6 separate regions of the Homo sapiens genome follow, and all the other regions are linked to region 4. Evidence: chromatin loops called from intact Hi-C (ENCODE). Cell type or tissue: A673. All regions are shown on one strand.

What was found. A loop is a pair of places that touch in the nucleus more often than their neighbours do. Peaks named below come from ENCODE experiments on the same cell type or tissue, not always from the same donor. Only the 100,000 strongest peaks of a DNase experiment are listed, where the experiment ranks them.
Region 1: a loop joins it to region 4, with 6 times the contacts of the local background. A loop is called at or near these places in 2 of 110 quality-filtered maps.
Region 2: it touches region 4 in a loop (5-fold over the local background); 7 of 110 quality-filtered maps call a loop at or near these places.
Region 3: a loop joins it to region 4, with 5 times the contacts of the local background. A loop is called at or near these places in 35 of 110 quality-filtered maps.
Region 5: it touches region 4 in a loop (5-fold over the local background); 12 of 110 quality-filtered maps call a loop at or near these places.
Region 6: it touches region 4 in a loop (13-fold over the local background); 6 of 110 quality-filtered maps call a loop at or near these places.

The regions. Positions count from the first base shown.
Region 1 is chr6:139,521,311-139,526,310 of GRCh38, reverse strand. LOC105378023 (a long non-coding RNA gene) reads right to left here and starts at 1,488. Exons shown (of 3, transcript XR_943067.2): 1 at 555-1,488. In A673, no CTCF peak of the experiment used is centred here; DNase peaks (open chromatin) are centred at 2,110 and 3,510; H3K27ac peaks cover 3,632 bases.
Region 2 is chr6:141,559,961-141,564,960 of GRCh38, reverse strand. No RefSeq gene overlaps it. Among named protein-coding and RNA genes, the nearest start is that of GJE1, 570 kb to the left of the region's middle. In A673, a CTCF peak has its summit at 1,944 (motif pointing right); a DNase peak (open chromatin) is centred at 2,010; H3K4me3 peaks cover 1,085 bases; H3K27ac peaks cover 3,583 bases.
Region 3 is chr6:139,879,786-139,884,785 of GRCh38, reverse strand. No RefSeq gene overlaps it. Among named protein-coding and RNA genes, the nearest start is that of LINC02941, 94 kb to the left of the region's middle. RefSeq lists an enhancer at 47-587. In A673, CTCF peaks have their summits at 2,939 (motif pointing left) and 2,953 (motif pointing left); DNase peaks (open chromatin) are centred at 2,245 and 2,915; H3K27ac peaks cover 4,282 bases.
Region 4 is chr6:140,439,388-140,444,387 of GRCh38, reverse strand. No RefSeq gene overlaps it. Among named protein-coding and RNA genes, the nearest start is that of MIR3668, 240 kb to the right of the region's middle. In A673, a CTCF peak has its summit at 2,921 (motif pointing right); a DNase peak (open chromatin) is centred at 2,937; H3K27ac peaks cover 2,663 bases.
Region 5 is chr6:140,919,305-140,924,304 of GRCh38, reverse strand. It overlaps the pseudogene RPS18P10. Among named protein-coding and RNA genes, the nearest start is that of MIR4465, 240 kb to the right of the region's middle. In A673, a CTCF peak has its summit at 2,493 (motif pointing right); a DNase peak (open chromatin) is centred at 2,494; H3K27ac peaks cover 949 bases.
Region 6 is chr6:140,045,182-140,050,181 of GRCh38, reverse strand. All of the region lies in intron 1 of LINC02941 (long intergenic non-protein coding RNA 2941), which reads right to left. The region is part of intron 2 of LOC107986652 (a long non-coding RNA gene); the gene reads left to right. Among named protein-coding and RNA genes, the nearest start is that of LINC02941, 71 kb to the right of the region's middle. In A673, no CTCF peak of the experiment used is centred here; DNase peaks (open chromatin) are centred at 1,724, 2,181, 2,701 and 3,851; H3K4me3 peaks cover 308 bases; H3K27ac peaks cover 5,000 bases.

The DNA.
Region 1 (5,000 bases), 920 kb after region 4:
CAAATAAGGAATATTACTCTTAAGAACAGTATTTATTACATGACTGAGAGAATAAAATATTTAAGAGGGTATTCCAATTAACCTTGATATAGTTGCAAAGTAATCTAAAAGCCTATTTATTCTAATCCTGAGAAATACTAATCTGAGGCAGGGCGTGGTAGCTCATGCCTGTAATCCCAGCATTTGGGAGGCCGAGGTGGGCGGATCACCTGAGGTCGGGAGTTCGAGACCAGCCTGACCAACATGGAGAAACCCCGTCTCTACTAAAAACACAAAAAATCAGCCGGGCGTGTTGGTGCATGCCTGTAATCCCAGCTACTTGGGAGGTTGAGGCAGGATAATTGCTTGAACTCAGGAGGCGGAGGTTGCAGTGAGCCTGCACTCCAGCCTGGGCAACAAGAGCAAAACTCCGTCTCAAAAAAAAAAAACAAGAAAGGAAAAGAAAGAAATACTAATCTGGGTCAGACATGTTGCTGTGCTTTTAATATAACAAGGGAAAAAAAGTACATCCTACATACATTTATATTTATGGGCTTTGATTCTTAGGTGCTTACAGAGCTATGAAGAATGTTCCAGTGTTGCAGCATCAGGGATAAACAACAGAACACTTCATTCTTTGTGAACACAGATGGATGATAAGCCCCTGCTCAGAAAGAATGTCATTTAAAAGAATACTCCTCCTCTTCTTGGTTGTTTTCAGAACTATGTAGATGGACTAAAAATAATGTCAAAATTATTACCCTTGGAAAGTGGGGGTAGTAGCACATGGATGATGCAAACCAATTATTAATGACAATCCAACATGACATCGTGATACAAACAGGGAACAACATGTCCTTCTGTTGAATGCTTCAGAAACTATTTATGATCCGTATTTTAAAAGCAATTCTAAAATAAATGCTATAAGTCCATCATGGCCAAATCTGCAAAGGCCTGAAAGAAATTGGGGCATGTATAACCAAATCAAGATGTGCACAAATAAGAAAACTCAAACAAGTGAAATTCCACCGATAACTGAGAGAGCAGCTGACAATCTCAGATGCCTCATCGTTGTTGTTGCCAGAAGTGCCCCCTCAAGAACGAAATGGGGTGCACTGGGAGATGGGGCAAGGATGACAAAAACTTTGCAGATAAAAAGCATCAACGATGATGAACAATTGCCAGACACTCCCAGCAAATCTGTCTTAAATCACCACCATTCTTAATGTGTTTTATTGTGGCTAAATAGAAGAAATGAGCCCAACCTCTCCTCCTGAGAGTTTTTACGAATTGTGGAGCCCATTCAAGCTGCCATCAGAGTTGGGCAGTGAGACCTGAGGAGGTCGTGTGCTTATTTGTATTCGTGCACTCAGAATTCTGTTAGAACTCTGGGCATTGCTAGTATACATTTGAAGTTTTCTGGCCCCTTACAAGCTATTTTGGAACATGGTTTCAAAACAGGAAAACCAATTTGCACCTACACTAGAGCCATTGAGCTGGTGCCAGAGAAGCCCTGTGGGTTGGCCGAGCACCACTGCAACACAAGGAAAATGAGGAAGGGGCTCTAAACCCAGGAATCACAATTTTCCTTATATAGAAAGTAGAGTTGGCTCTAGCTACCTTTCAGGGTTGTCATGAGGCAGTCACTCTCTAAAGAAAATCCGAGGCCAGGCGCAGCGGCTCTCACCTGTAATCGCAGCACTTTGGGATGCCGAGGCAGGTGGATGGCCTGAGCTCAGAGTTTAAGACTAGCCTGGGCAACATGGTGAAAACCCATCTCTACCAAAAATACAAAAAATTAGAGAGGCATGGTGGTGCACACCTGTGGTACCAGCTGCTTTGGAGGCTGAGGCAGGAGAATCACTTGAGCCCGAGAGGTAGAGGTTGTGGGGGGCCAAGATAGTGCCACTCAAACCTGGGTGACAGTGAGACCCTGAAGAAAGAAAGAGAGAGAGAGAGAGAGAGAGAGGAAGGAAGGAGGGAGGGAGGGAGGGAGGGAGGGAAAGAAGGAAAGAAGGAAGGAAGGAAGGAAGGAAGGAAGGAAGGAAGGAAGGAAGGAAGGAAGGAAGGAAGGAAAAAGGAAATCTGAGCTTATCTTCTTCCCTTTTGCCCAAAAGGAGCCAAGAAATTTTCCCCGGTGGGGAAAGGTTAAGCCTCATAACCTGATGTCATCAGAAGCATTCAAATAATATTTTTAAAAGAATCTTCTAATAAACTATCTCTGGAAAAAATAAAATAAAATGATAAGGATGATTGTCTTTGAGGAGAAAAGCTCGGTGGTTGTGGGCAGCAGACTGAAGGGAAATGGACTCACTGTGTATGTTTTAATATTGGGTATCATGTGTCTTTCAACCTAGTCAAACATTAAATAAATAAAATGTAATTTTCTAACGTAGCCTTCAAAATCCATCATTTTGTGTGTTCTGCTTTATTATAGGGTTAATAGTGACTTAGAGCTTTGCTCTGCTCCTTAGACATTATTCAACATAAAAGGCATCCCATATGAAGATTAGAAGATCATAGGTTCCTACTTAAAAGAAGGAAGCAAGCTCAACAATTATTACAATTTCTCTTAATAGAAAAGAAACATGGAATGTGTTAGTGAAATCTTGACATTTTATAATTAGTCCATTATATCCTAATTTTTAAAAATGTAATGAATGAACTTTCCCACCCCTCTTCTCCAACCAGCTTTGTTTTCTCTAATCAGCTGCCTTGTCTCTTCTACAATGAAAGCACGCCCATACACCTCCTCACCTTTCCTCACGCCCATACACCTCCTCACCTTTCCTCACCACCAAACACTTACTTGCAACAGAAGAAAGAAAAGATCAGTGTCAGAGGGCAGAGAATAAAAAGGTACAGTCTTCTAATTTCTTTTATTTGGAAAACAGAAATAAAAATTACTATACAGGTTGCCAATCATGTTGTCTTTCAAACTTTAATTTCCCTAAAGGGAAAGAGTTTTAATTTTCTTTAGCATCTTAAACATTGTCAAGTCTACCTAGGTTTAAAAACAAATATTGTTTGACAATAATGCCATTTTTCCTTTCTGTCACTGAGGAGCAACATTATGTAACAACGATTCCATGGCCAAGCAAAACTCTCACTGATATTTCATTCAACTTTCACACTGCCAAGGGGTCACTGGTCTCACCATCACTACAGACACCCTACTCCAGTCCTGTTTAGAACAAAACGTTCTTAGAACACATTCTAAACACATTCCCATACCTCTCACCTGCTTATTGAAAAATCTCCTTCAGGGGAAATGACATTCCTCAACTTTTCCTTTTTTTCACCTTTGGTATATTTACTTACCCATGTCTTAGTCAGTCTATGAATACTCTGGAAACTTGAGAAGACCTCTTCAGGAAGATAATGAGAAGGAACAGATTTTTAGGAAAACATTCCTATGTTTTAGGGAAATGAAGATGATTTGTTAAGGCAAATTTCTGTACTTATGGTGCCTAGGTCTCTATACTGGAAGTCGGTATAAGGCAGGGAGCTTTGTGAAGGAAATCTCTTAATTCTAGCAATAAGGGCTGCTTTGAGTTAATTGTGTTAAGGAAGTAGTGTTTTAGTGATTCATGTTTAAATGAAACCATTATTTTCTAAACCCTGCCAAAAACTTACCACAACTCATTCATGTGATTTTATTACAAATTAAGATTTACATAATTTTGGAAAAGAGATGTACACTTTGAACTATTTTGGGAAGGAAGACCTGTGCCTGAAGGCAATGAATTTTCCTGAAAAGTGGAACAAAAGAAGAGGAACTGCCATAATGCCGGTGGCCAGGGGACCAGGGGTCACCCTCAATTCAGTAGTTCTGTGATGGTTTAAAAGAGGAATGTCACACACTACGATGTGCCTGAGGAACACAGCCAAGACCCAGTGGGATTTGTTCCAAGGAATGTACACAGGAGAGAGGGGTTACAAAAGATTTAGGGGTTTTAGTTTGGGCGCAGTGGCTCACGCCTGTAATCCCAGCACTTTGGGAGGCCAAGGCAGGTGGATCACGAGGTTAGGAGATCGAGACCATCCTGGCTAACACGGTGAAACCCCACCTCTACTAAAAATACAAAAAATTAGCCGGGTGTGGTGGTGGGCGCCTGTAGTCCCAGCTACTCGGGAGGCTGAGGCAGGAGAATGGCGCAAACCCGGGAGGTGGAGCTTGCCATGAGCCGAGATGGCGCCACTGCACTCCACCCTGGGAGACAGAAAGAGACTCCATCTAAAAAAAAAAAAAAAAAAAAAAAGATTTAGGGGTTTTGTTTTTGTTTCTGTTGTTGTTCTTGTTGTTTTTCATTTGTAGACCAGTTAACCATCTCCATAGCCTAATCCCCATAAAAAAATAGGAAATAAGATATATGATCAACTAAAGATTATTTCCAAGTTTTTTTTTCCTTCAAATTTGAAGAGAGGTGTTTTACCTCTTCCCTAGACTACAGACAGGAACTTCTGGAACTCTCTTGAGGAGTTGGAGGATGGGAATAAGAGGATGAAAGGAAGAGCAAGACAACCTCTCACTGTAAATAAGCCAGGAGCACAGCTGTTGGAATCCCATGGCCAAAGGAAGGCACAGAAAGCTGAAGATCTGTCCTTCCTCCACCTTTTCCAATCTTAGGGCCTTCTTCCCACATTAAATATTTGCTGATACCACATTTGATTTTCTTTACTCACTGAAGCCTATGGGCCAGGTTAGTGATGGTTTGGCACTACTTGGAAGAAGAGCTTTCATTACAGTGTCTTATTACTTTACATGCCAGTACATGTGTGCCATATATACAAGCACGTGTTGGTTATGCCCACAAGAACACTCTGTAAATGTGAAAGCATCAAGCAAGCCACCAAGAAGACTTCTACCTAAATAGGCAAAACTCAAGAGCTTCTCAACATCTCCCTGCCTTATGTTATTCTCAGTGGCAAGAGCTCATGGGGGCGGCAGGGCCTGGAAGCAGGTGGCCTGGGTTGGCACAACGTTAGCCATCTAATCTTAAACACGTCACCTTTCAAAG
Region 2 (5,000 bases), 1.1 Mb before region 4:
TGGCAAAAACAACTCTTAGAAAAGTCATTAGCATTTTACCTACCTAGAATTCTATGAAATTGCACTGGAATTTCTCAGTACTCGTGGCCAAGTTCAGCAAAACTTGGTGTCAGGTTTTATTTTTTAATGTAAAATTTATATGAGGAGATAACAGTTGTCCAAGGTAGAAAGCACTAAGTGAAATAATGCAGAAAATGATATAAATCCATCTTAAGGAAGTTTCAAGAAAATTATTCATGTTTGAGAAGATAATCATGAAATCTTTCTCAGAAGAAACAACTTATGTGTAAACATTAGCACCAAGCTGGCTGTAGGAAGAGAGTTCTATGAAGTAAATCAGTTCAATTGGCCATAATTTGGAAGATTTTAAGCTGGCCTTTTAAAATTTATCAATTAATTAATACCTGCTTTTAACTAGAGACAACATGATTCTGAAAAGTGTGGAAAGAGTGAATGTGAATTGTAGTAGACACAATTCAAGTTTGCTCAGACACAAACTGAGCATAGGTTGACCTGCTAGGAAATAAAGCAGCTGAAATAATCAAGGCTAAAAATAAAGAGGATCTGAATTAAGATAGAACAAGCAGAGTTGAAAAGAGTGGTTTTTAGAGACTGTGCAGTATATACACATCATTTCTTATGTTAGTGTCCATGGTGTAGAGAGTTAAGGAAGAATCAAATTAACCCGTATCAGAGCCCAGCCCTGTTCATTTTTGCTTGTATCTATGTAAACCGTGTGTCTACTACAGGGACTGGCTCGTACTTGCTTCTCGAATTCATATTTGATGTATAAGTAATGAAAACTTTTTAAATACAAGCTAAGTTTTTATAAAATAAAACAGGTTTGTTAAGCTATAACTCATATAGATATTCTCTTGCATCACCAAGACTCTAAACAAGACCATGAGAACCTTAGCTATTCATGGAGTCTTTATAAATAATGACAAACTTTTTTTTCTTTCTTTTTTTTAAACCAATTTTGTGTTTAGTTTTAATATGATAAGCAATCTGTAGCCAGGATATTGAAGTGTGCCCTAATATAACAATGTAGATTATCACATCAATTTGAATATTTTGTTAAAAGAGATGCAAGTGTGACCCTACACATTACTTACCCTAATGATTCCAGAATTGATTTAACCACTGCACACAGCCGATTCCTTTGCTTTATATGCTCAAGGATATTTTTGCATGGGGGACATTTCTTTGCTCAATGACACAGGCAGAAATGCCAGGCTGAGCAGCTCATGGCTGCTGTATTGATGCTTTGGTGAAGGAGGAGATCAGCTACCCCGAGATTTGGGCATTGTAAACGTCTTTCATTTTCCTTCCTTTCCCTGGTTTTAATTAGCATTGGTGATTCAGGGCTGACTAAATTTTTCATCCAAGTTTTTCTTTCAAGTCATTGATCAATAACTCGTTAATGAAGCCAGGAGAAGAGAACGAAGCATTCTTAAATGTCCAGTACCACTCCTAAAAGCAAACAAATAAACAAGCCAGGAGCTGCACTGAAGAAATCATTCAGCTAGCTAAACCGTGCAGTGGCTACGAGGAAGAGTAATTGATTTAGTGGGGAGGGTGCTAACATCCCTAAACATTAAATCCAAGACATAATATTTAAAACATTGCTTTAAAGGGTATTAATATTTGCATTATCGTTTTCCATTTAACTTTCATGAAATGTCATATGGTCTTAATAAAATAGTTTTCAAGGTATAGTTCATCTGAAGAGCCATTAATTCAACCTTCTCTAAATAGAGTTCTTTAGAAGACCGTTACATTTTGAATTTCCAAAGGAACAGAGCAGTGTGTGATGCATATCCTCAGTATTCATGCAGAGACTAGAGAAGGTCATTTGCACTTCTGTGCCAGACATTTCAAAAATAAAGCAAAAAAAAAAAAAAAAAAGTGGAAGTCTCCATGCACAGTTCAAGGATCTTTCCACTAGGTGGCAGAAGCGCTCCTTCAGCTCTTCCGCTTCTTCTGGTGTGGGCTGTAATTAGGTCAGTTTAAGTTAAAGTAGGGCTGAGAGATGAAAAAAGTAGATTTTCTCCTCTGGAACACACTGCAGTTTAATTTCACTTCTTTCTACATTGTGCGATGAAGGTGGATTTAACTTTTAAAGGCAAAGAGACAAATCTCTGCCAGGGTAAATGAAAAGACTCAGGGAGGGCAACTGGCACAAAAAAAAACATAAAAGAAAGGAAATGCTTTTTGGCTGTTTCCTAATTTTGATATCCGGGTCATAGTCAGAAATCATTTTCAGAGGTAAAGTGTTATATAGGTTCTGTGAAAAGCGGGGGTGACTTCTGAAGCCTAAGGGGGCCGGCTTGCTGGGTGTCGATGTTAAAAATTTCCCCTACTGGTGACATTAAATAAAATAAAGCCATTTTATCCTCGACGCTTTTCTAATTTTGCCAGCAGCCAGAGAAGCATGCTAATCTGAGAGGAAAACTCCACACCCCAACACAGGTTTCCCTTTCCTGCTGAATAAGGCACTTAGGAAGGAAGTGGTCCTGAAGGTGAAAGTTGAAACCGGTGTTTTACCCAATGCTGCCTGTTAGAGGCCCTGGGGAGGACAGGGACGTCCTGGAATCGGGATGGGCTGAGCGCGCCAGGCAGCCTGGTGAGGAGGTGGAGGAGCTTCCCTATCAGAGAGCGTCAGGAAGTCACTGCGGTCACCTCTGTGAGAAACAGTGGGGAAAAGGGGAGGACAATCGCAGGAAAACCCATCCACTCCTCTGCTGCCGATCATGGCATTCATTGAATGTGCAAAAGCCAGATATTGTTAAAGAAAATAAAGGCAAATAAGATATGAGAACAGACGTGGCATAAATAATGATGTTTCCTGATTCTAAACTCTTTAGAGGTTGAGAGCATCCAGCTAATTTGGAGGTTGTTTCTTTGAATTACAGGTCATGTCACAGGGAATGCCAAACTCAGAGAGAGGAGAGGAGGTTGGCGGCACAATAAAAGCTGTATGGGGGATGGGGGGGAAATGGGGATGGCTAATGGGTACAAAAAATAGAAAGAATGAATACAATCTGATATTTGATAACACCGCAGGGTGACTATAGTCAGCAATAATTTAACTGTAGATTTTTTAAAAACTAAGTGTATAATTGGATTGTTTGTAACACTAAAGATAAATGCTTGAGGTGGTGGATACCCCATTTACCCTGATGTGATTATTACGCATTGCGTGCGTGTGTCAAAATATCTCACTAGCTCTGTAACTACATATATATATATATATATCATCTACGTATCCAAAAAAATTTAAAAAATTTAAATAAATATATGAGGAAATAAGCTAAATACACAAACAGGTGGCTCAGATATACTAAGATTATTCAAATAATTCTTTAATTTTCTGAAAAATGTTTAAGATTGGAGTTGACAGTGCCTTCTGACGCCTCTTCAGCATTGCCCAGTTGCTAATGTCTTTGTGTTACCCCAAAATTTGTTCAAACATATTGAAACTGGAAATCCACCTGGTTAACAATACCTCCTGTTTGTGCAGGCTGTTTTCCATCTGTAGCCACAGATGATATGATTACAGACTTTGTGTGCAATTCGGTGTTCTTATGTTTGCCTACGGAATCATAGACAATCACATTAAAGCTATGTGCAAACATGGCACATGACTCAATTCTCCATTCCTCAAATGATGTTCTGTGTATGTCTCAATATTGAAGAAAGGAATAAAGAGTGATGGAGAGCAGAGTAAGAAGGCAAGGAATAAAGAACATGAATTAAAGACTCTTGAAATCTTATTTCAAGGACACAATCACTGTGTTGTAGCTTCTCATTTCAAATATACTAAGAGATCCAATTGTTGACAGACAGTAGTCAGATATGGTACAACTAGATACTGTACTTCTTGATGAGATTGGAAACAGAAAACACAGTCAATGAATTGTAATTTATAAAGACAGTGGACTGATCCCTGATGTATATCTCAGAAATCAGATAGTTTATCCCGGTTAGGAATTTGGAGACAAATGTTTGAAAACCATTCTGTCAGTTAATCAAAATGTGTTGAAAGAATACAGTGTCACAAACAGAGCAAGCATACCCACACACACATGCATACCCACACACACATGCATACCACACACACATGCCCACATATACCTGGGTTAGATTTTAGTTGAAACTTTGGTTAGAAATCCTCATTTCTTTGCTTAAAATTTGTAAGCTTAACTTTCTTCACGTGTTTGTTTTAGACTATAAATTGAACTTTAGGAAGCAAGTATTTTGTTCATTTGTAAAATGAGAGTAGTCTATTCAAACTTTTTAAAGCATAAGCCATACTCTTGCTAAGTCTGTAAATCTGGGATTAGAAGCATCATGAACAACCATTGGATTGTAGCATAGACAATCCAATTGTATAGAAAAATCTCTGATAATCTGTATACCACAGCAGACTTTATAGAACGCCATTGTTAATAAATATTTTATGGTCTTTAAAGTTTTAGTCATCATTACTACTACATATTCTGTGAAAGGTTGTGAAAATATTAAAGGTATCTAAGTAAAATACTTTCCTAGGAATATCTCAGGTAACTTTTAGAGACAGGGTCTTGCTCTGTCACCCAGGCTGGAGTGCAGTGCAGTGATCATAGCTCACTGTAACCTCCAACTCCTGGGCTCAGGGTATCCTCCCACCTCAGACTCCAGTTAGCTAGGACTACAGGCACATGCCACACACCTGGATTTTTATTATTATTATTATATATTATTATTATTTGTAGAAACAGGGTCTCATGGTGTTGCCCAGGCTAGTCTTAAACTCCTGACCTCCAGTGATCCTTCCTCCTTGGCTTCCCAAAATGCTGGGATAGGCATGAGCAGTGCACCTGGCAAGTAGTCTGATTTTTATTTTAAATGCCTAGCGTGGGTCCGAATACAATGGTACAAGTGACAAAAAGGAATAAAGAATCACAACTGGGCTTTGGCCTTCTCCTCACTGTTATCCTCTTATGTGTGTACCTGTG
Region 3 (5,000 bases), 560 kb after region 4:
GATTGACTCAGAAGGGGCAGATACAGTAGGAAACTGAGGAACCATGCTCTCATTTATGCGTATCTCTTGAACAATGTTACACTTTATGGTATGGCCCAGTGTCCTTCAAATCAGATTTATGTCATAGGAATAAGGCCAAAGAACAATCCCATTTTCTTTATTTTTCAAAGAATAAACTCACAGAATTATATTTCACCAGTTTCAAATACAATTCTTTGAATTTTAAGATTTCTTTTCTTTTTTTAAGAGGGTATTTTATTGAATAAAACCAGGCCCATTTGTTCCCTGATTGCATTTCTGAAGCTGCTCTGCCAAGACAACATCATCAATCAATAAGAGAATGTGTCAGCAGGGGGCTTCTCTTCTTTTTCTGAGGGTCTATGATGTTTGTTTTTCAACAGAAACTGAGCTCTAAGTAAATACAAATTTTTATTTCAGGGTAAATGTTTTCGAGTTCTACAGCACCTTTGTTTTCTGAGAATGTCAATTTTATTTTGGCTCCCAAGTTGATAGAAAAAGAAAGAAATCATTTAAAGTATCACATTTATTTCTTGCAACAAAATGGTCCAAGAAAATAGCCAAAATGTTCAATAAAACAAGGCATTTGCTAAATAAATAAAAACTCCACAGGCTAAATAGTAAATACATGTATGAATGCATGCCCACACGAGAAAAGGAGAATAAACAAATTCTGCCAGCCTTAAATAAAAAGTGCTATGGCATTATATATCTCTGTAAAGTTTATAAAACAAAAACAGAAACAGATTCAGTCTCTGTTTCCCCAAAACCTTGGTTCGAGTTTGTGTTCCGCCTTCTGAAAAAAAGGAACTTGAAATTAAACATGAAACATGGTCGTACTCAAATTCTTCAAAACATACTTGTTAGTGAAGTTCCAAAGTGTTGACATCAGCAGGATATTCACAAACATGTGGGAAACAATTCATGCACTTTTAGTTACTGATAGAGTATTTGTTTGCTGTTTTACATGTTAATTTAACAACGTCTTCTGAGAATCAGAGACATTCATGTCTCATATGGGCTATATCCTTTATATCAAAAACTGTCATTCATACATCCCTCCAAGTCTCTATAAAGTTGTCTGCAAGTTGAAGTTTTAATGAACACAGTTTAAAGGGCCACAAAATCAAGTGGAAGGTTGGCAACCATCTGTTGAATTTGTGTTCCATAGATAGACAATCCCCACCATTTAGAAACTGGAGTGGATTGTTTTGCCCTGAATGGTGTGAATTTCCTCTCCAGGCAGTCCAAAAACACAGATAATGACCACGTTGTACTGGAGAGGCCTGGCCTGCTAGCTTTGAGACCAGAAATAAAATCATACATTGTATTCCTTTTTGAGGAGGTCAACTTGCTTTATGCACACTATCAAATCAATTCTCAAAGCATTCCATTGAAATGAGCAAGAGGCAGCTACAATATTCACTTTACAGATGAATAACCTGAGGCTCCAAAAGGTTAAGCAGTTTTCCAAGGTCACGTTAGGCCAATTCCACATAACTGCAATTACCTGGGCAGTGCAGGCAAAAAGCAACAAACACAGAGCATAGAAGGCTTTTGCTTAAATAGAGGTACAGTACCTGCATCACTAACGAAAAACAAGGACTGGGTCAGATTTATCCAAATAAGCTGGCCTATATGCCCAGATGATTGACAATTTTCTATTCTACTTGCAACTGGAAACAGCTAGGCAGAGAGAGAACAGGAATGAGGTCACAGATCTGCTATTTATAGGATACCAGCCACCACACTCAGCTGCTTTTCAGTTAAGGTGAATATTGAATGTAATTTTCTTTCTCCAACTCCATACAGAGGAACTACTTTCAGAAAAGGAAATTATAGAATTTAATAATATTTCTTGTGACATGGTGATTTGCTTTGTGACAGTCTGCACAACTTTTACCACATATTCATCTGGGCTTATTGACCATAAATAAAAATGCAGTCACATTCTTTCTCTTACTCCATGGATTTTTTTTAAAAATAAAGCAATAAAGATTCCATGGGCTTTTTCTTTCCCTCCCACCTACAAGCTATTCATTGAATTTGCAAAGTTATAACAAAACAGAACGCCAGTCTGGACAAGGAAAGCACAACATAGCCATTTATGAGGTAAAGAATCTAAAGCCACCTGATTTGCCTGTTTGGCTGCAAGAGTTAATTCCTATGAAAAATACACTTCCTCCCATTTCCTTTGGCTGAGGCTTGTGAAGGCTGCAGACAGTGAGCGGGGGAGGGCCCGAAGCCTCTGGTCTTTTGATGTAGATATTGATGCATGACACTAGCCCCTGCGCTAAATATCAAGTTTTCTTTCTCTTCAGCATTCCTCCTAAATGGTGAAAAGGGATTCCTTTAGCCCAAATGCACAGAGAGTAGTCCTAGTTGCAGATAAAAATGGCTTGTGTTTTCTGTGACTCACCAATCATAACCAAAACTAAAACAGCAAGCTGACACAGAAAGGTTCGAGTGACGTTCGAGATTATAAATAAAAGGCAAAGAAACAAGAGAGGAACCTGCCTATGGAGTGTCTCCAATCTTTTAATTCAGAAGGGACTGAGGAAGATGAGGGGCTGAGAACTCTTTACCTTTCCTCCAGGGAAAAGACTCTTTACCAACCACCCAGGAGCGCTGGGCTTCCCAGGCAGCCTGGTGCTGCTGCAGCTGAGGCTGATCTGGTCCCAGGGCCCTGTAGCTGGTGCCTATGTTGACCAGATCAGGGATCTTCACTCTGGCGTGTGAGTAGCAATCCCCTAAACTAATCTCATACAGCATGCAGATGCCCAGGTGCTACCCAAACTGGCATTGATTTGGTCAGTTTGAAGTGGGTCTCAGGAATCTGCATTTTAACCAGAATCTCAAATAGACCTAGGACCATACTTGGAGGCTGAAAAATTTATTGATAATGCCACCTGGAGGGCATTTCCAGAACTGCTTACACATCCAGCATGCCAGAGCACCACCTGAAACCTTGCATTTGATGGATTTACAGATTTTTTTACAGATAGTTACATGTAAAGGCCTAAGAACAAATCTAAAAGATATCATTTAAAGACTTCTTTTTACTGGCAAAATGAGACAGAGGTTACATTTGTTTAAGCAGTCAGGGCTGCAGCTGTCAATTTGAAATTGACAATTGGTTTTATAGGGCAAGATTTGGCAAAAAAGATCAGAGACATTTTAACCCTACTATCCACTTTTTTTTTTTTAACACATAAAAGCTACTTGTGGAGAAGCATGGTGTGTGCATGTGTGTGTTTCTTCCACTGACCGGTATCTTCGTGCCTTGCCCCTCCCCCTCCACACCATATGCCAGTCTTTCTTCCCGTGCCCTCACTGTTCCCTTTGTCTCATTTGACAGCCCTCTTTGTCCTCCTTTTGCCATCATTCAGCTTATTGCCGATACAATAAAGCTCACAAAGAGGATTGCTCATTGGTGATGGTGTTGACCACTTTATGAAGAAGAGAAGAATTACTAAAACCACAACTCAATGTTTTTAACATTTGAAATATACAGAGTACATTCATATTGTGCCATTTGACTTTCAGAAAACAAACAAACAAAAAACCAAGGTAAATATAATTATGCCCAATGAAGGCTTGACATTGAGAGAGTGTTAGGGACTTGTTCAAGACCACATTTGAGTAAAGAGTAGAGCCCGAGCTTGGACCCACAAAAGTCACACTGCTCTTTACAGCTGTACCATTTAGAAGAAGGAGGACTCTTAGAACTACTCAGGTTTTTGACATGATTGAGGCGTTTCTGTTTGAAACTCAGGTTTTAAAAAACTGATTACATAAAACTACTGGACTGTAAACAGGATTCAATTTATCCTGAAGTAATTTGTCCAATGGTGTAAAGAAAAGCACTTTTTGCATTTTCCTAGAAAGGGGGCAGGAAATAAAAAAAAAAAACAGCATAGACCCATCATCCTGTAAACATGTCTAAGGCATAAATGCTTTTGTCTCAGTTATTTAGCCACTTCTGGGTAAATGCTTTTGTCCCGGTTATTTAGCCACTTCTGAGATTACTGGTGGTCTTCCAAGTCAATCCAGTGAATCTCTGTAAATTTTAAGGTTGGGCACTAATCTGCAAAAGAAAAATACTCAACCACCCATTCTGTTTTAGTTGGAAAAACTCAGAATTAACTGAAATATACAACAGAATTAAATGATGTTTTAACTCTTTTGTTAAATCAGTCAATGTGGTTAAAGCAACAATTCAGAAGCTACTACGTGTGGGCAAGCACAGCAGACAAGTCACGTAAAGAATTGCTTGAAAAAGCCAATTTAAGGTAGTCAACTCTCAAGTATAGCGCTGTCCTCCAGGTGTTGTAAAACATCCTGAACATCATTTGAAGCAAATATTCAAGCTATTCAAAATAGTTTGTAATTGGTTTGAAGGGGGTGTTTTAAAAAATAGCTTTGTTATTTACAAACTATTTTGAAGTAACTTTGGAGAATCAAAAAGAACTTAATGCAATTTTAATTTGCGTCCTTTATCACCAGATCAGGGAAAACTGAGTTTGCTAGGGCTATGATTCCCAGTAGTCCAAGGAAGGGACAGTGTGACCCTAAAAGCAAGTCGCAGAAACCTTCATTCAAAGATAGAGCTTTACAGTCAGATTTCTATCTTACATTTCTCCAAAGAGAAACTGACATCTCACATACCTCACGTGGCTGTTTGTTTTTGTTTGGTTTGGTTTTCCGGTTCAAAGTATGCTCTACCCTTCTCTGAGACCAATGCTTAGGACTGAGGCAATCATCTCATTTGATTGCTATGGGCAGCGAGGACTCTGAAAACTTGGCAGTACATGGACATTTCCTGCTTTATGGAGGTCAAGAGAAGCAGTGGCTGCAAATCTGAGAGAAAAATTTGACCCAAAAGAGAGATTTAATGACAAAGTGGCAATACAGAAACTAAATGAATTTTACTTGGACTTTATATGCAAAGGATGCTAAGTAAGTATTCAAGTGGACTTAGA
Region 4 (5,000 bases):
AGAAATGTGTGTCATAAAGACAGAGATCAGTAGAGTATGACTATAACACAAGAGGGAGTTTTAGAAGGTATATGTTGAATCAAGACTTCCTCTAAAGCCCACTTGGATCCTCTGCTTAAGTAAAAATATGCTTATTTCAAACAGTCAATTTTAAAGGTAAAACCAGTGAGTGTATACCATGCACTTAAAATGATTTTGAAGATCTACGATATTCCAGACATTGTACAAAACACTAGAGATATGAATAAAGCTCAATGTTTGCTCTACGACATCTTCATAGCCCTCTAATAATAAATAACGTAGTCAATAAAGACAAACTGATGTGTGAAAGGCAATATTAGAAATATTCATATGGTAGTATGAAAACACAAAAATGAACACCCAACTTTTCTTATGTGCATAAAGAAAAGTTGCACAGAGCTGAATTTGAATAATAGCTCAGAGGATAAGCTATAGTTTTCATAGGAAGATAAAGGGAATGATAAGGGGAATAGCAGGGAGAGTATGCATCCCATTTGAACAACAAAATGCCTTCTTAGACCAGAGGGAGAAGCAAGCTTTAGGAGTGTTTATTTATGGAGGAGACTGTAAAGCTAGTAGATGTGGACAGTCTTGAATGCAATGTCACTGTCTTTTTTTTCTGTTGTTTCAGTCTGTACTGCTAAAACAAAATACCTGAAACTGGGAAACTGATAAATCACAGAAATTTCTTTTCTCACAGTTCTGGAAGAGGGGAAGTCCAAGGTCAAGGTGCTAGCAGATTTTGTGTCTGGTGAGAGCTGCTCTCTGCTGCCAAGATGGCATCTCTTGGTGAGTCCTCACAAGAAGGAAAAGAAAAGCACAAAAGAACACCTCCTTCAACTTTTTTTCTTCTTTTTTTTTTTTTTTTGAGATGGAGTTTTGCTCTTGTTTCCCAGGCTGGAGTGCAATGGCACCATGTTGGCTCACCACAACCTCTGCCTCCCAGGTTCAAGCGATTCTCCTGCCTCAACCTCCAGAGTAGCTGAGATTACAGGCATGCACTGCCATGCCTGGCTACTTCTGTATTTTTATTTATTTATTTATTTATTTATTTATTTATTTATTTATTTATTTGAGACAGAGCCTCACTCTGTCACCCAGGCTGGAGCGCAATGGCGCGATCTTGGCTCTCTGCAACCTCTGTTTCCTGGCTTCAAGCGATTCTCCTGCCTCAGCCTTCTGAGTAGCTGGGATTACAGGCGCCCACCATCACGCCTAGCTAATTTTTGTATTTTTAGTAGAGATGGGGTTTCCCCATGTTGGCCAGGCTGGTCTTGAACTCCTGACCTCAGGTGATCCACCCGCCTTGGCCTCCCAAAGTGCTGGGATTACAGGCATGAGCCACCGCGCCTGACCTACTTCTGTATTTTTAGTAGAGACAGGGTTTCTCCATGTTGGTCAGGCTGGTCTCGAACTCCTCACCTCAGGTGATCCACCCGCCTCGGACTCCCAAAGTGCTAGGATTACAGGTGTGCTACTGAGCCCGGCCCCTTCAACTTCTTTTATAAGGCATCACAAGGTTTCTAATCCCATTCATGAGGGATCCACACTCATGACAACTACCTCCTAAATGTCCCACGTCTTTACATATGATCAGAGTGGCAATTAAGTTTCTATGTATAAATGCTGGGAATGCATTTAGACCATAGCACCTATGAGGATTATGATGACGATACTAATGATGGGGATCATGATTGAGATGACTATAATGAATATTTATTAAGTACTTACTATGGCCAACAGTTATTGCACTACACATTTATAGAAAGTCATTCATGTCTTTCCCTTGGGCAGCCTGTAAGTTCAATATTAACACCATTTTACAGGTAAGGAAGATGAGGCACAGAGAGGTTGAATAAATGGGCCAAATTCATCAACTGCTAAGTGGAAGAGCCAGCACTTGAAGCCAGACTGTCTGCCTCTGTAACATTAAACACTCAATCAGACTGACCCTGATGGATATGGGGAAGATTTTAAGTGTTTAATGCAGAATGATGACATAAATGACTTGCTTATTTAGAACAGTAACTCTGCAGTTGAAAGGATGAATTAAATGTTGGGAAGTGGTTATTAAAATGCTGTTGCAGTGGTCCAGGTAGCCAAATATAAGAACATCACTATGGTTATTGTAGTGAGGATACATAAATAAAGGACAGATTGGAGACTTCTTGAGCAACCAGAATTGGCAGAACCTGTTGATGGATTGGGGTAATTAACATTAGGGCACACACAAAAAAAGGAAGGTAACATTTCATCTCCAAACTAGAAAAAGATAGATATGATTTAGTTGGGAAGATGAAGAACTTTGAGCATATTACCTGCAAGATACTCAAACAAAACTCAGTAGGACACAATTATACTTGCAGGGTGAATCTCAAGAGGAAAAGGATTTAAGTGCAGATGTGGTAGCCATCAGAGGAAAGAAGTTATTTTAAGATATGAGTGTGGATATCGTTTTATAAAGAAGGGTGAAGAATGACAAGAGAAAAGGGTTACATACAGACGATCTGTGGAGCAGCTGACTAAGTGATGTGCAAATTAGACTGGCAAGGAAAGACAAGAGTTAGAAAGAAAACCAGAGGAAAGAGATGCCCCAGAAACAAGAGAGAAGCAGGAAAATATTACATTATCACTAAGTCTAAGGTTTTAGGGCTCCTCAAGAGTATCCTTTGGAATTGATCATAATGATGCCCCCAGTGATCCTAAGGAATGCCCTGAAATGCGGTAGCTGGAGCTAGTCCCAATCGCAAGGCACTAAATTTTCTTCCATGAGCAGTTCAGTGCTAGTGACGAAGGGAGCGCCTGACTGATGCACAAAGATGACAGCTATGTGGCCAAGAGACCAAGACTATGAGAAAATGTTCCATTCTGGCCCTGCCCCCAGATGGAGCTGTATGCTCATCAGTGGAGCGATAAAATGCCATGGCCTGGGAGGCGGGGGAGGAAAAGTTCTCTGTAACTCTTACCATTCAAAAGTTTGTCAAGGCATCATTTTTCTTCAGAAGCAGAGAAGTCTGTCCCCTGTTGTTACTTGACAAGTATTAACTAAAAGCCTACTCTGTGCCTTAGGCTGGGAAATACCTTCCTACTATACTTAGAGTAAGAAGAAGAGGAAGATTCTCAGAAGGTATTTACAACTTACTCAGTAACTTCCCAGATTTAAATTACTTAGAAAAAGCAATATCAAGTCTGTAATCTAATATGTAATTGATACAGGATACACAACTTCAGGGGAATTGTGATGTCCTGAAATATTCTTTCAAATGCAACAGAAGGCACGAAGTATAATTATAAAATGACACTGGTTTCTACAAATCAAAGGAAAAATTGGTCTTTGTTCAAGGTCACACATTACATTCAATTAGATGTTTGTATTTAGGAGGCTATCCCGACCCACACATGCTTTCAGCTTACAGACCCACACATGTGCAAAGAAACACAGAACTCAAAAAATCATAAAAATCATAATGTATAAATTTTTCAGAGCTATTAATTTTTCATATGAAATTTTAATCCATTTCTTTTATAACCGGTAGTATTAGATCTCATATTTCTGTTTCATTCCCTTTCCTCACTTTGAAGCAGTTGATATATTTACATGAAAATGACCTCTTTGTTCTTTAGAAAATCATCTCAGGCTTATTCTCTACCCAGAATTACAATAATCCTATATTTGTGACATCTTAATCACCTCCACAGCAACCGATTGTGAGGTTAGAAACAGAGGATTAAAACTTCAAGTGGAAAATAAGAAGCAGGAATTGATGAGTTCTTAACAAACCAAGATTTTTTTTTTCTTCAAAATAAATTACTCCAAGGAACAAGAAAGGATTTTCAAACGAGGACTATGAAGAATATAGAGAAATACAGCAGAGCTGTTTATCAAAGTTTTCCTTGGTATGTCAGCAGGTCCTTTGGAACTGACAGTGCTGATCTAAACATTTCAATAATAATAGAAGTGTTAACAGTGATAGGAACAAATAATATTAAACACTGTCAACTGCAGCATTTCATTTTCACTGGCCTGACAACCACTGCTGCAAAAAATGAAATGAGGAGAAAGAGACTTAACTGTTGAGTCATTGCAAATAAGACTCTATTAACAATACTAGCAATGGGAACAAGGGTATTAAAATGAAAGAAAGCAAGAAAAAAATGAAAGAAAAAGAGAAAGGAGAGAGCAAGAGCGGGGGAGGAGAAAGAAGGAGAGAGGGAGGGAGAAAAAAAGGAACTCAAGCCTGACTCCTGTCTTTAATAGTGAGTGCAAGTTTTGGGTTTCTTTTTGTTTATATTTTTACAGGATACATAGAAACAAATATGTAATAAATAAAAATGGAAGTGTGTCATATTATTGAAAAATAAAACCTGCCTAAAAATATGTAGGAAACTGATGTTGATTCTTTAATGTTGGCCCCATCTCCACCTCACCACCGTGAACCAAAATAACAATCTACTTATTGAAGAGGACATGTCACCTTTGAACTAAATATCTCGGTCTTGTCTTAGTGGAACATGGCATCACTTACACAAACTTAACATAAATGCCTGTTCAAGAACAACGTATTTGAACATTAAATATTTCAGTAACTTGTAATGTTATAATGAATGGTAATAAGCATTATGAATATGAATAGTAGTAATATCTGTTAATAGTTAAATTTGAATATTCATTTTGATATATCTTTATTGTATTTCACAATAAACTTAAAGTAAGACATAAAAACATATGTAACACATAGAATTAAAAATATGTTGCCAAATACATGGATATAAAGTTTTCACTGACTTCCCAATGGGATAGTCAATAGTTAATAAACATTTTGAGCCAATTTCAAAAATTTTATATGTAATTAAGATTATTAATTTAGGTACATGCACCTATTTATAATAATGGACTGAGAAATATTCTAGTGATTCAAGCGTTATCTTTTCCACTCTTCACATGTCAAAAATTATATCTTTAAATTGTCGTGTGTGCA
Region 5 (5,000 bases), 480 kb before region 4:
ATTAGGACATCACAGAATTAGTAAGGCAGAAAACCAATAACGTAATGTTGAGACCTTGAAACTCTCAAGAAACTCTGTTTGGAAATTTTACGATTTTGCCACATAAACTCACCTGCTTTTGCTTGGTCCATATTGCAATGTTAGGAGAGGGGAGTGTAGCTAATAAACACAGTCATAAATTTATGCTATTTGCCTTCTCACAGCATTTTATCACCAAAAGTTATCATACATTATTATAATTTATCTTTTTATATCTGAACAGCAGATGAATGATAAAAATGCACGGAGGGGCAATGAGTTACATTTAAATGCATTATCAGAGTTAAGTCTTATACCCAAAACCCACAAGCTTCATGGCTCAAAACTGATTTTTTTTAACTTTTAATTGCTCTTTGTTACTACAGTGTATGGTGATCAGAATAATGATACTCCAAAGATTTCCACACCCTAATACCTCAAACCTGTAAATATCTTACCTTGCATGAGTGCCACAGCCAATAGAAGGGAGAAAAGGCAAGCGAATGGGTTCTCCACAGAGTCTGCTGATGTCCTGCATATATCAGGATTTCAGCCTGTTAAACCTGACTTTTACCTTCTGATCTCCAAACTGTACAATAAAAAAAAAACTGTGTTCTGTCATTGTATTTGTGACAATTTGTTACAGCAGCAGTAGGAAATAAATCCATGATGAAATGTAGTATATAACCTACAGCATTTTTAAGTTAAGAGCAGAGGCTATTAAAAATGACAATGGGACAACCGCTAGAATTTGAAAATGTCCCTGTCAAATTGGGTTGAATGTGCATCCTATCAGTAAAGCCACTTTATCTTTGTAGGGTATTGGGTTAACTTTCTTGGTGATTGTCCTTCCATATACATAATATTAAATAGCCTCCTAGGAACAAGGAACAAATACAATATTTATGTGGGTCCAGAAACTTCCTGAAAATGTACATGTTCTAAAGCACCCTTGAGCACTTAGAAACTCTGAACTTCCTGATCACCTTTTGCTAAGCGTATTCTACTTGAAGACCATCTCTTGGGAAACTTGGCCATGAGCCAGGAACTCTGACATGATTACTATGCTGAGGCCAAATAAAACTCTATAGTACTGCCCAGAACATATAGTGCATTCTAACCACAAAAGAGAGTTCAGACAAATCTCTACTAAGGGATATTCTACCAAATATCCAAGTATCTGAGCAGTAACCCTGAAAACTGTCAGTCATCAAAAACAAGGAACATCTGAGAAACTATCACAAACAAGACACAGGACACAGGACAACTAATTGTAATGTGGTATGCTGGTTGGGATTTTAGGACAGAAAAAGGACGTTAAGGAAAATTGAGCTGTTCCACAGGTGGCCTCCACACCTCCACTTGTGTTGCTGCCATATCCATAGTGATCCCTGAGAAGTTCCAGCATATTTTGCGAATACTCAACACCAACATCAATGGGCGGTGGAAAACAGCCTTTGCCATCACTGCCATTAAGGGTGTGGGTTGAAGATATGTTCACATGGTGTTGAGGAAAGCAGACATTGACATCACCAAGAGGGCAGGAGAACTCACTGAGGATGAGGTGGAACCTGTGATCACCATTATACAAAATCTACCCCAGTACAAGATCCCAGACTGGTCCTTAAACAGACAGAAGTATATAAAGGATGGAAAATATAGCCAGGTCCTGACCAATGGTCTGGAAAACAAGGTCTGTGAAGATCTGGAGTGACTGAAGAAGATTCAGGCCAATAGAGGGCTGTGCCACTTCTGGGGCCTTCATGTCTGAGGCAAGGACGCCAAGACCACTGGCTGCAGTGGCCCTGCTGTGGGTGTGTCCAAGAAGAAATTGGCATGTGGGCCTTGTCTGTTAATAAATAATTTATATGAAAAAAAACAGGAAAACCAAGGGAATCTAAAAAAGTAATCTAAAATGAACTTTAGTTAATAATGTTGTATCAATATTGGTTCAATAACTATGACAAATGTACTATTTTAATTTCAGTTGTTAATAGGGGAAACTGAGCATAGGATATACTGGAACTCTCTATACTGTCTTTGTAAGAATTCTTTAAATCTAAATTTATTTATTAAATATCTCTGTCATAAGTTCTAGTTAAGAAACTTCAATTTAAAATTTTTGACCACTGAAAATGGAAAGGTGGAACATTGTGCTTGGGGGATATATGTCCAAGATTTCAAAAATTCTGATAGCCAACAGATTTCAAATGATTGTTATTATTTTTCTTACTTATAAAGTGGCACAGTTGATCAAGATGACTTTTATTTACTGTGACTTTCTTACAGACCCCAAATGTTTGAAGACACAACTTCTGAAGACAAAATTTTTACACACACATAGAAAAAAAATTTGGTTTCCTATATATACATCTATACTAACAGAGCATATGCACGCTTGACATTGTATTTAGTTTCTTAAAACAATTATAACTTCACATACTGGGAGATGCATTCCCTAACCTCTAGGAGGAGCTCCTTGCCAGCAATCTCCCTATAAAACACACACACAAACACTCACTCACTCACTTACTTACTCATTCTCTCCAGCCTTCACTCAAAGGTAGATGGTCACAGAGTTAACATGAGTCAAAGCTAAGGAAACAAATCACCTTTTTTACTATGGGAAGAAGCTTCCAGTGAGGGAGTAGATAGGTTCATAGTTGTTAGGTACTCTTCAAAAAGAAGTGGCAAGTTTTGTAAGTTGAACACATGTAAGGGAGCCAGAACCATCTAATTTATGAACGTATGTCTGAGGAGAGGCCACAAAGAGTTTGCAACACAGGTCCTGTTGTAATGCATAGCGTGTATGTGCTTGTGATAGGACAACTTTATATTTCTCTCAGAACGTTTTGATGACAACAGGTAGTTCATCAAATATTTGGAGTCTTAGTCATCTCTATTTTCTTTCCATAACAGTCAAGGCTAATTATTTTCTATCCAGGAACAATTGTAATACAGAATACACCTTTACATTTTAAAAAAAAAGTTAATGTAGGTGTATGAACAGAAAAGGAGTTGTTATTCATCTGTCATTTTTATAAAACTTTCCATAGCCACATTCAACACCTAAGTATAGCATATAGTCTTATTATGCATTAATTTACTTAATATTTTTCAAAATGTAGTATGTTTACATGTAACACATTTATTATTTCTGTTTTAAATGTGAACAAATATTTTCAAAGTTTCTTAGTTTTCATATCTAATACGATCAATGTTCAGAGATATTGCCCACAAAAATAAAAGTATTTTGGTCCTGAATAACAAGAATATAAAGGGATTTGAACCAAATGTTTGAGAAACGCTGTTTGAGAAATACAAGATCTTGGTAACCTGGAGGCTTTAGGGGACAATCTGGAAAGCCTTGGAGCAGAGTCTGAATTGAGTCTGCTGATTGTTTACTCTTCAGAGATCCGAGGGTTAATGGACACCTTGGAGAAAGATTTATATTGGCCCCATAAATGTGTTCCATCTTGGTATGGCCCCAAGGATCTGAGGAGAAGCTGTATATTTGAACTGGGTCTTTTCAATCATCATTCGAAGCCTTACTGTTGATTTTTTTAAAGGTAATATGCAGAAAAGAGTGTTTGGAGTTATCAATTGCTCTATTTTATACACTCATGCAGGTGTGTGAGTGAAAGAGGGAAAAAATGTATGGAAGATTATGTGAAAAAAGAAAAGATTTATATACCTGAGGGTTTTGTTTTGCTTTTTTTTTTTTTTTTGGCACAGACTGCCTGAGAGAAGAGAGGGAAGGAAACGGGTGTGCCCATGAAAAAAACCTAATTTAAATAAAATTGTATTTGTCTACATGTATCTGTATTTATAGACAATTGTATTGGAAAACTGTTAAATCTTACTCTTCCAACTGATGGGGAGTCACTCTTTCAGGGGAAAAGAAAGTTGCAAAGGTGTGTGTATATCATATGATTCTACTTTAATAACAAAGAAAACAGTGGATATAATATATGTAAATATATATGCCTGTATATATATATATATTCATGAACAACAAAAAAGGATTGAAAGTGAGCATTTTAGGCTATTAGCATTGGTTATCTCAATGAGATGAGAAAGAGAAGTAGAGAAAGATAACTATCATGGCTTTTATGCATTTTGCAATACAGATGGTCCCTGACTTACTATGGTTCGACATACAATTGTTTAACTTTATGATGATGTGAAAGCAATACATATTTACTAGAAACCATACTTTGAATGTTGCTCTCTTCTCTGGCTAGCTGCAGGATACAGTCCCAGGATGCCGGGCAGCAGCAGTGAGCTACAGCTCCCAGTCAGCTGCGCAATCACAAGGGTAAACAACTGAAACGACCATTCTGTTTATCACTTCCAGTGCAGTATTCAATAAATTACAAGAGATATTATAAAAGGGATTTTGTGTTAGATGACTTTGCCCACCTGTAGGCTAATGGAAGTGTTCTGGGCACATTTAAGGTAAGCTAGGCTCACCTATGATGTTTTAAAGGTTAAGTGCATTAAATGCATTTTTGACTTAATATTTTCAACATACAACCGGTTTATCTAGATATAACCTCATTGTAAATCAAGGAATATTTGTATGTCATTTCAATTGTTAAGAGAAGTATGTGTTATCATTGTAATGTAGAAAAGATGAAAGTTTTATTAATGATGCTCAATATAGAACAATGTTATGATATAATACATGTTAAAAATAGTTACAAAGAATTTGTATAGTAAGTCCCATTTTTATAAAAAATTAAGGCTATGTTTGTGTATGTATAGCTTTGCAAAACTTTTCCTATTGTTTCAGAATTGTGCCTGAAGCACACAGCTAAGTTCAAAAATTGCTAAGTACCATGTATTCTAAATCCACATAGCCAACAATGAACTGACAATTGGGACCTGACACCTTTATCACTCAATGGTGACAAACCCTGAGGAACAAATAGAAAAGGAAAAATGAAGAAGATTTTCAGTACCAGACTGACCTTTCTCTA
Region 6 (5,000 bases), 390 kb after region 4:
TGATGTCACTGAAGTGTTCCTTCTCTTGAGAGGCTCCTAGGAGCACACTAAAAGGTTAATTTGTTTGATATTTGGTTAAAGAGACTTCTCTACTGGAGGGGCTCTGTTTTGCTGTAGGCAGGTAATGGTACAAAGCAGGCATCTTCAGATGAAGGCAATTTGCACCCAGCCAGCACCAACATAGCTTTATGCACTAACTATCCAGCAGCCACTCAGATAGAAAATCACTGCTGAGAAGGAAGTCAATGGATCCTTTCTGCAATTCACATTATTCACTCAAGGAGATTTTGCATATTTCCTAGTGCTTTTTTTCTCTCAAAAACAAGAGCTGCAAGGCTCAGTGGAAAATGTAACCAGCTACGCAACAGGAAAAACTTGTGTTCAACCACCTTAGGCATCAGAAAAACAAAGGAAAAAGCACAAGTAACGTACATGCCACAATTCCATAATTATTATTCTCCAAACTCAAAGTATCTTTGCTACCTATAGACATCCTCTCCACCCTTCTCTGCCCTTTCCCTAGTGGCCCTTGCTGTGCAGAACTAAAGATGCTATAGAAAAGCTCAGATCCCAACTATGGCCACCTGTAATGGTTATGCTTATTATAGAGAGCCAGTGCTGACAATGAGGGTGTATAAACCAAACCAAGGCCACAAGGTAAGAAGCAGAAATCAAGGCAACCTAATATTTTTTATGAGTCACGTAATAACAAAGAATCGGTTCCACCAATTTTCCCCATTTACTAATGCCATTCAAAATAAACATTCTGACTTTAACTTTGTTTATTTTTCCTTCTTAAATCAACCCTTAGCATTCCTCTTATCTATTAGGGCTTCCCATAATATTCTCCCCCACCCTCTGCCTTTCAATGTGCAGTCTGGATTGTTACTTTTGCTTAATTAAATAAAACCTCATCTCTTGTCTCTATACAGCATTTTAATTTCCATTACTTCACTGATAATGGAAAAACCTTTACAACATAAGAATATGAAGCATGATATGAAATCAGCATATGAAAGTAGCAAATGAAAAGGGGTAGCTATTAAAATGAAATAGGAGGGTCCATGATCAAATTCAGCAAAACAAAAAAACATAGACAGAATGAACGCACACACAATACTCCCTGAATATAAAAATGTAGTTTACATTAAACAGTGTCATATGAGATAAAAAAGAAAAATTACTTTATTCAGCAGGTAATAAATTATAGGACTTGTCTAAGGGCTCTTAAGTGAAATTTTTAAAATAAATACATCCTTAGATAAGTTTGTAAATAATAAAGTAAAACCTGATTGTTGAAAGTTTGGGTAAAGATAGCAAATGGAAGAATGAAGCCACATCAGATCACATCATTTACATTTTCCATTATGCCTTCACAAATGAACAAATAAATAAATTTCAGAATAAAATAAATCATGATCAGCAGCAATGAAAAAGGAGTGCTGCACAACTGAAACTATAAAACATTATTAACAAGCAAAGAAACCAAAATGAAGCAACAGAAGATTCTAGAATAGAGCAGAGCAGTGTGGGCAACGTAACTGGCTTCTAAACTTTCACCAGCATTCTAAAAGTAATAATGCTGAGTTGATAATATACGAATGATTTTCACTGACTGCCAAACTTTGAAGAAGCAAATTGAAATTGTACTCTTGTATTTTTTTTTTCTAACTGAAAAAAAGTGAAAGTAGTTCCTGGGAGGGAGAGTGGAAAGGAGGAAATTAAGAAAAAATGAGGATAGTTAAGTTTGCAGGGGTTCACTGTGGGAACAATATGCAAACCTTAATGTCTACAGAAAATCATGATTTAAGATGTTCAACACAACCTTAGCTTATCACCTTTTCATCTCCCATACTCTCAACTTGTAGCTCAAAGCAACAAAAGTAGATAGCAATCATGGTGGAAAAGAAATAAAAAACTTTTTTTTTTCATTTTATCAGCAAAATTAGGAAATCAGATTACCTCTGCCAAATAATTCACATTAAGTATAAGCAATGCTAAAACAATCTGAGTGCCAACAATTGAAAGACATTATAGGGGGAAAAAATCAATAAATAACTGGTAAGTAAAAAATAGCATAAAATATGCACAAGTCAAGAAAAAACATGTATGAAAAAAGCATAGCACAGGAAGGAAAAAACATCTCCATAAATGCATTGCATTATGCTATAGAAATAGGTAAGAAGAAGATCATTTCAATTTAAAAAAAGAAAATGGAAATATGTTTTAATAGAAGCATCAAGCATTAAGTAAAATTGATGTCCAAAGCAAGAATATTATGAAACATATTAATCAATTTTAAGGAAGAAGGAATACAATAGACAAAGCTAAAATAAAATTGCTGCTCTAAATTGTTTTTTATAATCATAATAAATATAGAGAATGAAGAAAAACGTACAAAAGAAGGAGAAAAGAATAAATAAATACAAAACACTCAAAGCTCATAATCACATCATTTGCCCTTGCTTAAATAGTTTTAGAATATCTGTTTTTTATAAGCTGCCTCAAATATTTTGGAGGAAAGAGGGATTGTAAATAAAAAGTGCAGCAGTTTACCTCTAACAGAGTACAGGGAGGGAAGGAAGGAAGGAAGGAAGGAGGGAAGGAAGGAAGGAAGGAAGGAAGGAAGGAAGGAAGGAAGGAAGGAAGGAAGGAACGAACAATGTGACCACATTCAAGAGAGATAAACCCACTTAAAATAACTGAATTCCTGTGAAAACAAAGCCAACCATGAAACCAAAAACATATTAAAGAATATAAAACAAGAAAATTTTGGTGAGATAATTGGGAAAAATAACTAAAAATAAAAAGAACACACTCTAATCCAGGCAAAATTTTTACAAAACACTTAAAGCCAAAACATATCTTGGTCCACTATTGAACTTCAAAGATAAAGCCTTTTTCAAGCTACCTCCAGAAAACCCATGTCACATACCAGAAGACAAAATCAGGATCCCCTGAAACTTCTTTGCAGCAATATTTGAAGTTAAATCCTACAAAGTTCTGGAGAAAGAAAATGTGTCACATGAATTGTTTATCCAACCAAGTCTGAAAGAACAAAGGTAATAAAAAGGACGTTCGGAATCATATAATAACTCAGAGAACACAGTATCTGAGTGATTTATGCTTAAGAAAACTACAATTAGCCATTAGAATCCACTTTAAAGATTTTGTTATTTTTTAAATAGAAGAGTATTTTAAAAGACTGAGATTGAGTTGAGTTTGAGTACCAGAGAGAATTTGTTTTTAATAATGAAAGATGGATAAAATGAAGGCATTCTAAGCTGGTGGGAGCACAGATAGAAGGGAAGAGATACATTTTTAAAGTTTGCAAACAATAGCAGCTAAATTGGTATTTTCTTGCATGCACAAATCTCTCAGCTTCACAGAAGATTTAGCTATCCCAGTATGCTAACTAACACTTTATATTTGTATACATTCTATACCCATTTTTGTCAACTTCTGAAGCTTGTTTTGTTTGCTAAAAATATTTGCAAGTCAAATCACAACAGTCTTCCTTCCAGAAATTTAAAAATTTATGCAACTTTTAGAATTGGTAATGTAATTTACACAAAATAATTGGAATATCCATTATAACTTTTAAAAATTAATAAAAAGTTTGAGTATTATTTAATTTCTATTCACGCTTCAGGGATTAAAATGCCATATTTTGGAAGGGAAGTTCTGATAACTTTATTACCTTATTATTGCATTGCTGATGTAATGCCATACTAACCAGGCATATTATGTAATGTCATAATTCCCTTGAGGAATTAGCCTAGTTTTGAGTAGGGTAGATAGTTACATTATCTATTGGTTACATTATCAACAGGCTCTGTTGAAAAATTTGCTTTTAGATGAGTTGATAGATTCTGCGGTTGCATATCAATAGGGGTGCTGACTGTTGCATTCAGCCTAATTTCAGCCTTACACAACCTAATTTCAGCCACAGCTGCCTAGATGAAGTAAGACTGTTTTAGTCCCTTGACCCCAGAATGCAGAACTTACCCCTTTTACTAACTTCCATGAGAAATTTACTCATACAGAAGTAATCCGGGGCATTGCAGACTTCAGTGAAGATCTGGATGATTCCAGGATGGAAAGTCATATCTTACAACACAAAGCATTTTCTCCTCTTGCTGAACCTTCTGCCTTTCTTTCTCCCTTTCCCATAGATCCCCAGTCTTTAGGTAGAGCAATTCCCTTTAAACATAGGAGACCACTTGTCAGCCTCATCAAGTCCCGAGGAGATCAAACAAGGCACATGCTTTCAAAAATGGGATCTGGTAATGAAGAATTCTCAGGTCACAGGTGAAGGGAATGTCATTTTTCTTATATTGTGGCAGAGTTAAATATGGAAAACCTCACCTATAGATAATATTCAATACATTCTGCAGTAATTCATTCAAGAAATGTTAACTGAACCTCTATTCTATACCAACCCAATTGTTATAAATTTAATAAAGGCCTCTGTTTGGGGGGAGCTTCCTTTCCCTGTTCTGTTTGTCACTCTAGCTACACATATGAAACCAAGGCAAGAGTGTGTTTGTGTGAGTGCACTTGTGTGTTGTGTATGTGCATTTGTATGTGGTGTGTGTGTGCATCTGTTCATGTATGTGTGTGGGGTGTGTGTGTGTGCTGTGGTGTGCATATGCATGCATGTGCGTATGTGTCTCTGTGTGTTGGTGTGTATGTGTGAGTGTGTGCATGTGTGTGTGTGTGGTGTGTGTTTAGCTCCCCAAATCCCACTTGGCAGCGAAAGATGAGAACATCCCACTGCCTGTGGCTTGTCACTGGGGCCCATGCTCACCTTATTCACCCCTCACCCTAGTTGGAAGCATGACTAATCTGGGATTGGTCTGTAAGAACACATGTGGTATAGCCACTCCCTTTCCCTATTTTTAGATTTGTCCTCTTATGAATCCATATCTTCTGGAACTCCTGCTTCCACACTGTAGGAACATTTGGATCAGGGTCAGGCCTGTCTTCTAGAGATGGAT